Linked DNA regions of Homo sapiens: region 2 is linked to region 1. Evidence: chromatin contacts called from ENCODE Hi-C data. All regions are on one chromosome and are shown on one strand. The core of a region is the stretch at or near the end of the contact, and the rest is flanking DNA. Distances in the headings are between cores, read along the strand shown. Region 1 holds the start of ZC3HC1 (zinc finger C3HC-type containing 1). Region 2 holds the start of SMKR1 (small lysine rich protein 1).

Region 1 (5,797 bases), core at 1,709-4,208:
TTTGTAGAAGTGATAACTTGGGTGAAACTATTGTTGAGTGGCTGGCACTCAGAGGAGTGCTTATTGAAGTGAGTCTTTGTGATTGGCTGAATCAAGAAGTTGTCATTCATTGGGTTTACAAAAACACATTCACTGTGATGAGTAATCATGGGTCAATTGAACTTAAAACTGGCTCTGATTGCTGGTTGTTACCATGGCTAACTGTACAGTCAGTATTTTCCTAGGAGTGTGTCATTAGCAGAAAGGGAGGATGGATAAGTGGAAGTATTGAAGGTGTTTGAGGAGAGAGGTATATAATAGTCATCTATGAAGGTGGGTGCAGTGGCTCACACCTGTAATCCTAACACTTTGGGAGGACGAGGTGGGCAGATCACTTGAGGTCAGGAGTTCGAGACCAGCCTGGTGAATGTGGTGAAACCCTGTCTCTACTAAAAATATAAAAATTAGCCAGGTGGCCAGGCATGGTGGCTCACGCCTGTAATCCCAGCACTTTGGGAGGCCAAGGTGGGCGGATCACCTGAGGTCAGGAATTCAAGACCAGCCTGGCCAACATGGTAAAACCCCGTCTCTACTAAAAATATGACAAATTAGCCAAGCATGGTGGCAGGTGCCTGTAATCCTAGCTACTCAGGAGGCTGAGGAAGGAGAATCGCTTGAACCCAGGAGGCAGAGGTTGCAATGAGCCGAGATTGTGCCACTGCACTCCAGCAGGCAGCAGAGGGAGACTCCGTCTGCAAAAAAATCAAAATAAAAATAAAAAATAAATTTAAAAAAATAAAAAATAAAAATAAGTCATCTATGAAAAGTGGGATGAGAAGTGGACTAGATAAAGGTAGTATAATTACTGGGCAGAATTAAGGTCCCACTTGAAGTCAAGAATATAAAGAGACAAGTTTGTCATTTCTCTTTAGCCATATTTAGTTGTATGGGTACAGAAGCAATAATAGAGAACTTACTTCAACTGTGATTGAGGTTTTGTCAAGTAAGTACTATTAAGCAAGAGAGGTTCAAGGAAATTCAAAGGGTATTCAAGAACATGTATTTTTTAGCTTATTTATTTTGCTTTTTATTATGATATTGTCAAACATACTTAATAGCAGAAAGAATAATATAATGAATCCCACAATTCTATCATCCAAGTCCGACAGTTTAAAATTTTGCAATATTTTTTCATCTATTCCTCCACATGTTTTCCTGGATAACTTCAAAGCAAATTCCAAACATCATATCAATTCACCTATAAACACTTCAAGATGCATTTCTAATAAAGAAGGGCTTTTAAGAACCATAACTACAATGCCATTATTACATATAGTGAAATCAACAATGTTTCCTTCATATTAACTAAGTCTCAACCCATGTTCAAATTTTGCAAAGGGATGATGATAACAATTAGTAATGAATTTAAGCTGGCTAAGAAAAGAAGAAACAAGGGTGGTGGTGGAGTTAGGAAGAGCAGAAAGGTAATTGGATCAATAGGTTGCAGGTCCTGCTGCTGGGAACACTGATAGAGTTAGGAGCCCACAGGTAGGGTGCTGGAAGGGTAGGAGGTGATCCCACTTTCCTCTTTGCCCATTGTTTAGTCACATCAGTCTTCCAACCTGGGGTGTTGGAAGATTCTGTACAGATTTCTTCCCTTCAATCTCATCCGTCTCAGCTCCAGTACCTGATTTTTCTCAGGAGAATGTGCAAACTAAATTAGATTCTCCTATTATAACCTTGGTACATCCTTGGAGCACTTGTAATCATAATTTTAAAACTATAGGAAAATTTGACATCTAACTCCACCAAGATCTACAGCTTCTTTGCTCACGACTGTCATTGCTAGTGCCTAGAGACTATCAATAGGATGCTTTCGGCCGGGCGCGGTGGCTCATGCCTGTAATCCCAACACTTTGGGAGGCCGAGGCGGGCGGATCACCTGAGGTCAGGAGTTCAAGGCTAGCCTGACCAACATGGTGAAATCCCGTCCCTACTAAAAATACAAAAAAAAAAAAAAAAAATTGCTGGGCGTGTTGGCGAATGCCTGTAATCCCAGCTGCTCGGAAGGCTGACGTAGGAGAATCGCTTGAACCCGGGAGGCAGAGGTTGCAGTGAGCCGAGATCGCGCCATTGCACTGCAGCCTGAGCAACAAGAGCGAAACTCCATCTCAAAAAAAATAAATAGGACGTTTTCAATAAATATTTGTTGGACTAAGGAAGGAGTATCAATAGTGTCAAATGCCACAGACTTCTAAATCCATCCATAACACGGTTTCCAACAAGGATTCTAAATTATTTGCTCTCCAATGAGGGTCACCATTTCCTCGCTTGTAGAAAGGTGCAACTTAGGAGGGTCGTATGAGTTAATTTATTTTTATTTTTATTTTTTTTGAGTCGGAGTTTTGCTCTTGTCGCCCAGGCTGGAGTGCAGTGGCGCAATCTCGGCTCACTGCAACCTCCGCCTCCCGGGTTCAAGCGATTCTCCTACCTCAGCCTCCCTAGTAGCTGGGATTACAGGCGCCCGCCAGCAAGTCCAGCTAATTTTTGTATTTTTGGTAGAGATGGGGTTTCACCATGTTGGCCAGGCTGGTCTCGAACTCCTGACCTCAGGCGATCCGCCCACCTCGGCCTCCCAAACCGCTGGGATTACAGGCATGAGCCACGGCGCCCGGCCGTATTAGTTAATATTACTTGAAAATTAAGTTGAGCCCCTCATCCCTGCTGAATTTGGACTGACAGCGTTCTAAAAATCTCTTATCAACCTAAATATGCTAGTTGATAAAGGAAACGATTAATCAAGATTGTCCTAAACAGTACAGCCCTCCTTAAGCTCGCTCTAAGGTTCTAAAATGATGAGAAAAGGCGTGGGCCCCGCGGTTAGACTTTCCCAGCCAGGCTGCCTCAAGAGGCGGATATTAACCTCCCAGGACGGAAGTTCCGGAGCCTTCAAACTCTCGGGGAAGCAACTCGGCAGCGGACCAAGATGGCGGCGCCCTGTGAGGGACAAGCGTTTGCCGTAGGGGTTGAAAAGAATTGGGGTGCAGTAGTTCGCTCCCCAGAAGGGACCCCCCAGAAAATCCGGCAGCTGATAGATGAGGGGATTGCCCCGGAAGAGGGAGGCGTGGACGCGTGAGTTCACGAGTTAACCCTGGGTCCGGCGTTGGAAGATTGAAGAAGGCTTGGGGAAGGGGTGGCGGGTTGGGGGAGGTTCCCCTCGGTCGGCGACTCGGGCAGTGGGGATGGCTTCTTAGAATCTGAAAGAAACTCTGGTTACTATGTTTGATCGGCTTTGATCTTCCCCTCGGGGTGTACCAGATTCCCAACCGCAGCCGAAATTTTGTCATCGGACATTATTTTTGGAAGTAAAGAGGACCGTTAACTGAATGAGTTCACTTGACTTCTCTTAATTGGGGATTCTTAACCTTTTTTTGTGCCGTGGACCCCTTTGGCTCTCTGGAGAAGCTTATTAACTCTCAGAATATTTTTAAATGCTTAAAGTAAATTACATAGGATTATAAAGGAAACCAGTTAGATTGGAATGTAGTTATCAAGATGGTAAAAGGAAAAAGTTACGCAGTAACAATGCTTTTTATTAAAGAGTCCATAATATCTAGTAGTATGTGTTGTCAACCATAATTTTGAAGTAGTGATGAGCACAAAGGTATTTGAAGACATGCAACCACCATAATGTGGGAACATTATTTCCATTGGTGACAAATTAGCAGGTACTGCTAATACTACTATGGTGTTTTTACCTTCATTCATAATTGAAGAAAATGCTAAATCTTGTCATTTAGAGAGAAATAAATGTCATTTTTACCCATCCAAGTTTATGGATGCTGTGAATTTTTTTTGGCCTAGAACCACACCCGCTTGAGGCTCTCTATGAATCTCTGAGAGTCTTAGAGTAAGTTTATTTCTTTTGAGCTATAATCGTTGATGTAATCCTATTTTTATTAAAATAATGCCTGTCGCCGGGCGCGGTGGCTCACGCCTATAATCCCAGCACTTTGAGGAGGCTGAAGCGGGCAGATCACGAGGTCAGGAGATCAAGACCATCCTGGCTAACACGGTGAAACCCCATCTCTACTAAAAATACAAAAAATTAGCCGGGCGTGGTGGCCCGCGCCTGTAGTCCCAGCTACTCGGGAGGCTGAGGCAGGAGAATTGGTTGAACCTGGGAGGCGGAGGTTGCAGTGAGCCGAGATCGCGTCACTGCACTCCAGCCTGAGTGACAGAGTGAGACTCCGTCTCTAAATAAATAAATAAATGCTTGTCTTTCAGCAATTCCCCAGGCACTGTTGAAATGCCTTCCACTGAAAATGAGAGAATTGCTTTGCTGAGTTTTTTTCTCCCTGATTTTTTTTTCATGAAATCTCCCGAAGATCTTTGATTCGAATTTTCTAATTGGTTCTTTTTTTTTTGGAAGGAGTGGGTATGAAAGGTCCCTCCAGGTAGAAATATCAAAATTGTTTTTTCTGCTGTTAAGAGTCGAATTTCTGCCAGGCGCTGTGGCTCACGCCTGTAATCCCAGCACTTTGGGAGGCTGAGGTGGGCCAATCACAAAGTCAGGAGTTACAGACCAGCCTGACCAACATGGTGAAACCCCGTCTGTCCTAAAGATACAAAAAATTAGCCGGGCCCACGCCTGGTGGTACGCGCCTGTAATCCCAGCTACTGGGGAGGCCGAGGCAGGAGAATTGCTTGAACCTGGGAGGTGGAGGTTGCAGTGAGCCGAGATCGCACCGTTGCACTCCAGCCTGGGCAACAGAGCGAGACTCCATCTCAAAAAAAAAAAAAGTCGAATTTCTGAAGAGATTCAAATTGTATAATGCATACTTGAAGTCTTGAGTCTTATTTTCTGTCTACTAAAGTTATGCCAAATACTTGTGGAGAACAGTGAGTGAGTGAGGAGAATAGTTTGCTAGGATTAGTGGAGCCCTGTAGAGGTAGAAATTGAAGTTTAGATATGGGTAAACTGTAAAGAGTTTTGAATGCCAGACTGAAAAATTTGGATTTTATTTAGTAAGTATTATAAAACCATTGAAAATAATAAGCTGAGGAATGACATGAGTAAAATGATTTTTAGGAAGCTTAAAATCCAGCGTTGGTGTGATTTATGATACGATGTGTAGAGAAGCTAGATAACATTTAAGCAGAGGGTACTGTGAAAGGTTTACCAACAGTTTTGCCACTTTATATTAGGAAGGACACGTCTGCCACATCCCAGTCAGTTAATGGATCACCCCAAGCGGAACAACCTTCATTGGAATCTACAAGCAAAGAAGCCTTCTTTAGCAGAGTGGAAACATTTTCTATATCCTTTTTTAGTTCATGTGAATTGCACTTTCTGCCTGCTTCTAGAATTCCTCCAAGGTATTACACCACTTACTGTGATGCTTTAAACTTAAGAATAAAACCTTGGTAAGAAATTATATAGGAAAGTCAGCATCCTAATATGTTATCACTCAGAGGGACAGTTGAGGTTATCTAACCTTTTCTTTTTACAGAAGAAAAAACTAAGAGCCTGAGAAAAGAAGAAATAATAACTAATACTTGTATATAGTATGTTTTTGTATATATTATCACATTCGATCTTGACCTTAAACCTATGAAAATAAGCATTATTATTATACTTGTTTTACAGAAGAGGAAACAGTTTGGGGCAGGTTATATGACTTGCCCAAGATGAACCTGTTAGCAAATGGCAGATCCAGGATTATAATCTAATGTTTTTTAGATTATTAGAGACTACACTACTATAATGTCTCTTTCTAGATTTTCCTTTGTGTATTAGCTACCTATTGCTGCATAG
Region 2 (5,797 bases), core at 1,662-4,161, 550 kb after region 1:
TATTCTGTCTGTAACTGGAGTGACCATATAATTTATTGCCCAAATCAAGATACTTCAACAAATATAAACAAACATAAACTGAGACTGTCCCAGGCTAGGGACAGGGGGAAGTACAGTGGTCTGTCTTTAACAGTCTCCCAGCAACCCCAGTAGAGTCACTGTCCATCTCCTTCCCCGCACCACTTTTCACTAGTTAATAGTAATTGTTGTTTATGTTTATTGTTTGTTTCCCTCACCAGAGATTCTGTCTATAAATTTACCACTGAATTCCCCAGCCTACACCAATATCTGCCACACTGCAAGGATGCATAAATATCTGCTGAGTGAATGAATACATCACAACTGAGATGCAATGCAATAACAGGATTTAGAAAGCAAATGTGGATTTCTGCTTTTCTGAATTTTAAGATGCCTCCTTCATTCATTCAACAAGTATTTAACAAAAATCTACTGTGTCCCAGGCCCTGTATTAGATGGGGAGCAAAGGAGATCTCACGATGCTTACAGTCCAGTGAGGTCTGAGGAAGACACTAGTCACCTAATCACAAATGCATTTACTCACGACCCATGCTGTGAAGAAAGGGCCCTATTGGCCAGGCATGGTGGTTCACACCTGTAATCCCGGCACTCTGGGAGGCCGAGGCAGGTGGATCACTTGCACCCAGTTTGAGACCAGTCTGGGAAAGATGGCAAAATCCGGTCTCTACAAAAATTTAAAAAATTAGCTGGGCTCAGTGGCACACACCTGTAGTCCCCAGTACTCAGGCTGCTGAGGTGGGAGGACCCCTTGAGCCCAGGAATTCAAGGCCAAAGTGAGCTATGTATGATGCCATCGCACTCCAGCCTGGGCAACAAAGCAAAACCCTATCTCTAAAAAAAAAAAAACAAAAACAAAGAAATTAATAAAGAAAGACCCTATAATGCCTATAACACATGGAATTATAATAGCACAAGATGGGCAAGGGCTGACCTCATCTGGGCCATCAAAGGAAGGGCTCCCTAAGCGTGGCCTGTGGGCCGAGAGTAGGGAATTCCAAGACCAACAGCCTATGCAAAGTCTCTGAAGCCGGAGAGAAGGTGCACAAAGAGACGGAAACCCAAAAAAGGCCAACATGGCCAGCCCACAGGCAGCCAAGGGGGCCAGTGAGAGCAGCTAAGGAAGGAAAGGTAGGCAAGGTTCCGCTCTGGCTTGCAGGCTCTGTGCACTAATGTGTTTGACCCTCATTCAAGGAGCATGAATTAACTGGCATTTGCTTCAATGGCTATGTACAGCATTCTGCCTCAGTTCCCTGGGCCCTGAAAGAAATGGCAGTTGGCTGGGCACAGTGGCTCACACCTGTAATCCCAGCAATTTGAGAGGCCAAGGCGGGCGGATCCCTTGAGCCCAGGCGTTTGAGACCAGCCTGGGCAACATGGCGAAACCCTGTCTCTACTAAAAATACAGAGATTAGCCAGGCATGGTGATGCCTGCCTACGGTCCGAGCTACTTGGGAGGCTGAGGCGGGAGGATCACTTGAGCCTCAGAGATGGAGGCTGCAGTCAGCTGTGATCACACCACTGTACTCCAGCCTGTGTGACAAAGTAAGACCCTGTCAAAAAAAAAAAAAAAAAAGGTAATAGCTCTTTACCTTTAATAGCTCATGGAATGACTCTCAAACCAAGAAATTTTTACTTAATCCTTTTACACGAAACAAACTGGAAAGAACACAGAAACTTAATGATTTCTACACTAGAGTCTAATGAGGAATAAGGCTTTCCAAGGAAAAACAGGCAAAGCACCAGAGGTGAGGTGCAAAGGGCTGTGGGCGCTGAAGGAGCGATGGGGAAGCAGGAGGCAGGGTCCTTCTGATCCAAGCCTCAAAGAAAACGGATCAAGACAGGGAAGGCGCAAGGGGCTTCCAGAAGAACGCGGGTTTAGTGTGGGATGCAGGGTTTTTGTTCGTTTTGTTTGTTGTTGTTTAGCAGAGAAGATATGGCAGAGAAAGCTCGAGGTTGAGGCCCCTTTAGCAAGGGCTCTGTGCGCCCAGCTCAAGCGTGCAGTACTTAGTTTAGCAGACAATGATGCCTCCCTGAGGACTTGGGGCAGGGGCTGGAAGGTCACAGCCCTTCTGGAAAGAGCAGCGAGGGTTGGAAGGAGGTCGTAAGTGACTGGATGAGGGCTGAGAACAGGAATGCTGTTGACAGCAAGGTGGTGGTACCAGGCTCACTCTCTGCTTCCTGAGTCTGCAGAGCAGTGGAGAATCCCGCGCGGGCACCCAGGGTGGCTACGGCAGCTAACAGCTCGGACCCGTCACTGTGGGCATGGCCTGGCGCCCTGACGTGCCACACCACGGTGCCACCCTCCCTTTATTTTCCACATCAACCGTCTGGGTGTGGGGGCTGCTCAACAGGACCACGACCTAAAACCTGGAAAGACGGCTGGCCTGACTCCGCGGCTGCTGCGCCCCCAGCAGGCGCGGACCGCCGGGCACCCCTTGTCCCTCCATCTTTTCGCCACGCGTTGAGGTCGACCCCAGGGAGAGGCGGTGACCTCGGCGCCCGCGCCTCTCCGGGACAGCCTGGGGCTCCACGGCGCGCGCCCTGGCCCCGGGTACTTTAGGGAGACGGGGATTACCATGGCGATTCTCAGCCGAGCAGGCAGGCGTGGTGGACTCTCCCGATCCCGAAGCCCTTAGCATCCACCGGGGCCGCTGCCCCCAGCGCCCGTTCCCCTAGCACCCCCGGCCCCTTCTCGGCCCTCCTCAGGGAACCGCCACGGGCCCAGCCTCACTACGCCTCCCCGCCACGCCTCGCTGGGAGGAGCGCGGCCGGCTCGGGAGGCAGCCAGCCGCGGAGCCGCCTGGACGCGAGGCACCTGCTTGCCCCACGCGGCACCTAGGCCGCCGCAGCTGTGGGCGCTGGGCCGGCGTGCGCCTCGGGGGCGGGGCCGCGCGCACAATCACCGGGCGTGGGGCAGGGCCTCGCCGTGGTTACCGTTGCCAGGGCAAAGCGGCAGCGCGCGGAGGGTGAGCGGAGCGGGGTTCCGGGCTTGCGCGCGCGGGATGGGCCGTCACCTAGTACGAGGCCGACCGCGGCCTCCAGCGCCCGGAAACCCAGTTCGGCGCTTTAGCGTCTGGGTTTGGGCTGCCGGAGCGGCGGGCGCGGGGCGAGGGGGCGGGCGCGGGGCGAGGGGGCGGGCGCGGGGCGAGGGGGCGGGCGCGGGCGGCGCTCCCACTGGGGTGGCACTGGGGTGAGAGCGCAGGCTAGGCCCGCTCACTCGGCCAACCTGGGAGAGATCATCGGAGAAGCTCTTTTGGGAAACGAGCATAAGGACTGTGACGGTGAAGGGAGAATATCATGGGAAATGTTTGCAAAAGAGCCGGATAAAGAGAGTAAGGGCCCGAGAGACTAAAGGGGTGGGGAGGGAGTTCATGTGCAGGTAGGATTGGGCGAGAAAGGTACAGTAGGTACAGTTTTGCCTCCAACCTTGCCAGTTCCAGCCTCCCTCCCTGCAGGTGAAGTCTACACTTCGGGTGGTACGACTCATTCTTTTTTATGACTGGTCATTCCTTTTTTTTTTTTTTGAGACCGAGTCTCTCTCTGTCGCCCAGGTTGGAGTGCAGTGGCGCCATCTCGGTTCACTGCAACCTCCGCCTCCCAAGTTTAAACCATTCTCCTGCCTCAGCCTCTTGAGTAGCTGGGATTACAGATGCGTACCACTATGCCCGGCTAATTTTTGTATTTTTAGTAGAGATGGGGTTTCGCCATGTTGGTCACGCTGGTCTCGAACTTCTGACCTCAGGTGATCTGCCCGCCTCAGCCTCCCAAAGTGCTGGGATTACAGACGTGAGCCACTGCCCGGCCTATCATTCCTTTTTATTCAACAGTTATTGAGCATCTGCCACGTGCCTGACACTCTTCCAGGCCCTGGAAATTGAGCTCTGAATGAGGCAAAGTCCTTGTTCTTTTAAGGGGTGATTTGGGGGAGGTGGTCGTGGCTGAAATGGAGGGCCTGGCAGACATTAAAAGTGATAGGGACAGTATGGCATATTGCATTAAATTGATGTGACCACTGGGTGCTCTTTTAGATTGGTGACTGGGGAAGGCCTCTCTGAGGAGGTGACGTTAAAACAGATCTGGATGACAAGGAGCAGTCAATTATGCCAAAATTAGGGACAGGGGGAGGAGGCTAGACCAAGAAGCAGGAGTAGGGTCCTGGAAGGCTCTGCAAGGATGTGGTGTTTTGTTTGCTTTCTCTTGAAAGACAAACTGGCTTCCAAAGAGGACTGTTTATGTTCTAGGTTCTCTTACATATGCTTTCCCTAATCCTTCATTAACAGAGCAAACCCAACTTCCAGCTACTTTTAATATGTCTGTGAGTTTTTCTTATGAGTCCATATGCCCTGGATATGGCAAATTCTCCTGCCCTCCACCTGCACTTTCTTCTCTTCTTGCGCCTGTCTTCATCCCTGGATGGGGCTGGCCCACCCCAGCCGCTTACACTTCTCTGGGTTATCTCAGCTCTCCCAAGGTTACCCCTATGGGATCACTCCCAAATCTGTTCCAGCCCTGCTTTTCCTGAGCTCCAGATCAGAGATCCAGAGCCCTGCTACAAGGTTGTTTTGTTTTCTTTCTTTTCTTTTCTTTTCTTTTTCTTTTCTTTTCTTTTTTTTTTTTTTTTGAGATGGAGTCTTGCTCTGTTGCCCAGGCTGGAGTGCAATGGCACGATCACTGCTCACTGCAACCTCTGCCCCTTGGGTTCAAGCAATTCTCCTGCCTCAGCCTCCCAAGTAGCTGGGATTACAAAGCATGCGCTATCACGCCCGGCTAATTTTTGTATTTTTAGTAGAGACAGGGGCCAGGCTGGTCTTGAACTCCTGACCTCAGGTGATCCGCCTGCCTCGGCCTCCCACTGGGATTACAGGCGTGAGCCACTGCTCTGGCCTCCTGCTACAAGTTTTAAAACTCAGCTGTCTTGAAAGTAGATCAGTGGTCGAGGTGTGCCATGGGTGGGGGAGGATTGACTCTGCGGTGGGCTAAGAGGAAAATTCCTGAGTGATGGAAATACTCTCTATCCTGATTGTGGCAGTAGCTACACAGGTGCAGGGCTGGCTGCATTATTTGCATGGCTTAGTGCAAAATGAAAACAGGAAGAAGCAGGGAAAAGTGCCACTAAAGGTACTAAATTAGAAAGCTTTCCTTTTCTCTGTGGTCTCTATCAACCTGTTATGCTGTTTTTGTTTACTGTTTAATGTGTTTCCTTGGGTACGGGAACACTCCCCTTCCTAGCTATCGTCCCATAGCAGATGGGTGGCCCTCGAGGGATTGCACCCTCTGTGCCAGGATGTGCTTGGTGTCATGACTGTGGTGGACAGGATGCTCGCGTGTCTCACTCTGAATGTACGGGGGTATTGCCATGCCCTGCCCTAGATGGGGTTGGGGGTTGGGTAGGGTGAAGGTGGGGATTGGGGGTAGTGGGGGGTGACAAGAGGTGAGACTCAGCAGCAGCTAAGGCACCAACCCCCTTCCCCCAGCAGCCTCCATTTTCCCGTCAGATTTCATTGACAAAACAAAAATTCAAAGGTAAAATTACTAAGAAATTTTCACACTGTGAAACTCAGAGCACTAAACCCCGAGCCTATGGCCCTTCTAAGAGTAGGACTCGGCCAGGCGCGGTGACTCATGTCTGTGATCCCAGCACTTTGAGAGGCCAAGGCGGGTGGATTACCTGCGGTCAGGAGTTCAAGACCAGCCTGACCAACACGGTGAAACCCCATCTCTACTAAAAAATACAAAAATTAGCCAGGCATGGTGGTGG

What was found. Hi-C counts contacts between places; a loop is a spot of excess contacts on that map. Pooled maps may share reads with other maps.
Region 2: a map of CD4-positive, alpha-beta T cell shows a loop between it and region 1 (2.3-fold over the local background). The contact joins the promoter of SMKR1 here to the promoter of ZC3HC1 in region 1. A Hi-C loop is called at or near these places in 1 of 168 maps with a recorded cell type or tissue (CD4-positive, alpha-beta T cell), 1 of 37 single-sample maps with no recorded cell type and 7 of 50 pooled maps.

What each region holds. Positions count from the first base shown.
Region 1 is chr7:130,048,535-130,054,331 of GRCh38, reverse strand. ZC3HC1 (zinc finger C3HC-type containing 1) reads left to right here and starts at 2,958. Exons shown (of 10, transcript NM_016478.5): 1 at 2,958-3,111; 2 at 5,188-5,299. The coding sequence starts at 2,966. RefSeq lists enhancers at 2,645-2,834, 2,895-3,204, 2,832-3,624.
Region 2 is chr7:129,499,645-129,505,441 of GRCh38, reverse strand. It overlaps SMKR1 (small lysine rich protein 1), which reads right to left and starts at 2,911. Exons shown (of 2, transcript NM_001195243.2): 1 at 2,615-2,911. The coding sequence starts at 2,617. RefSeq lists silencers at 2,763-3,102, 3,163-3,212.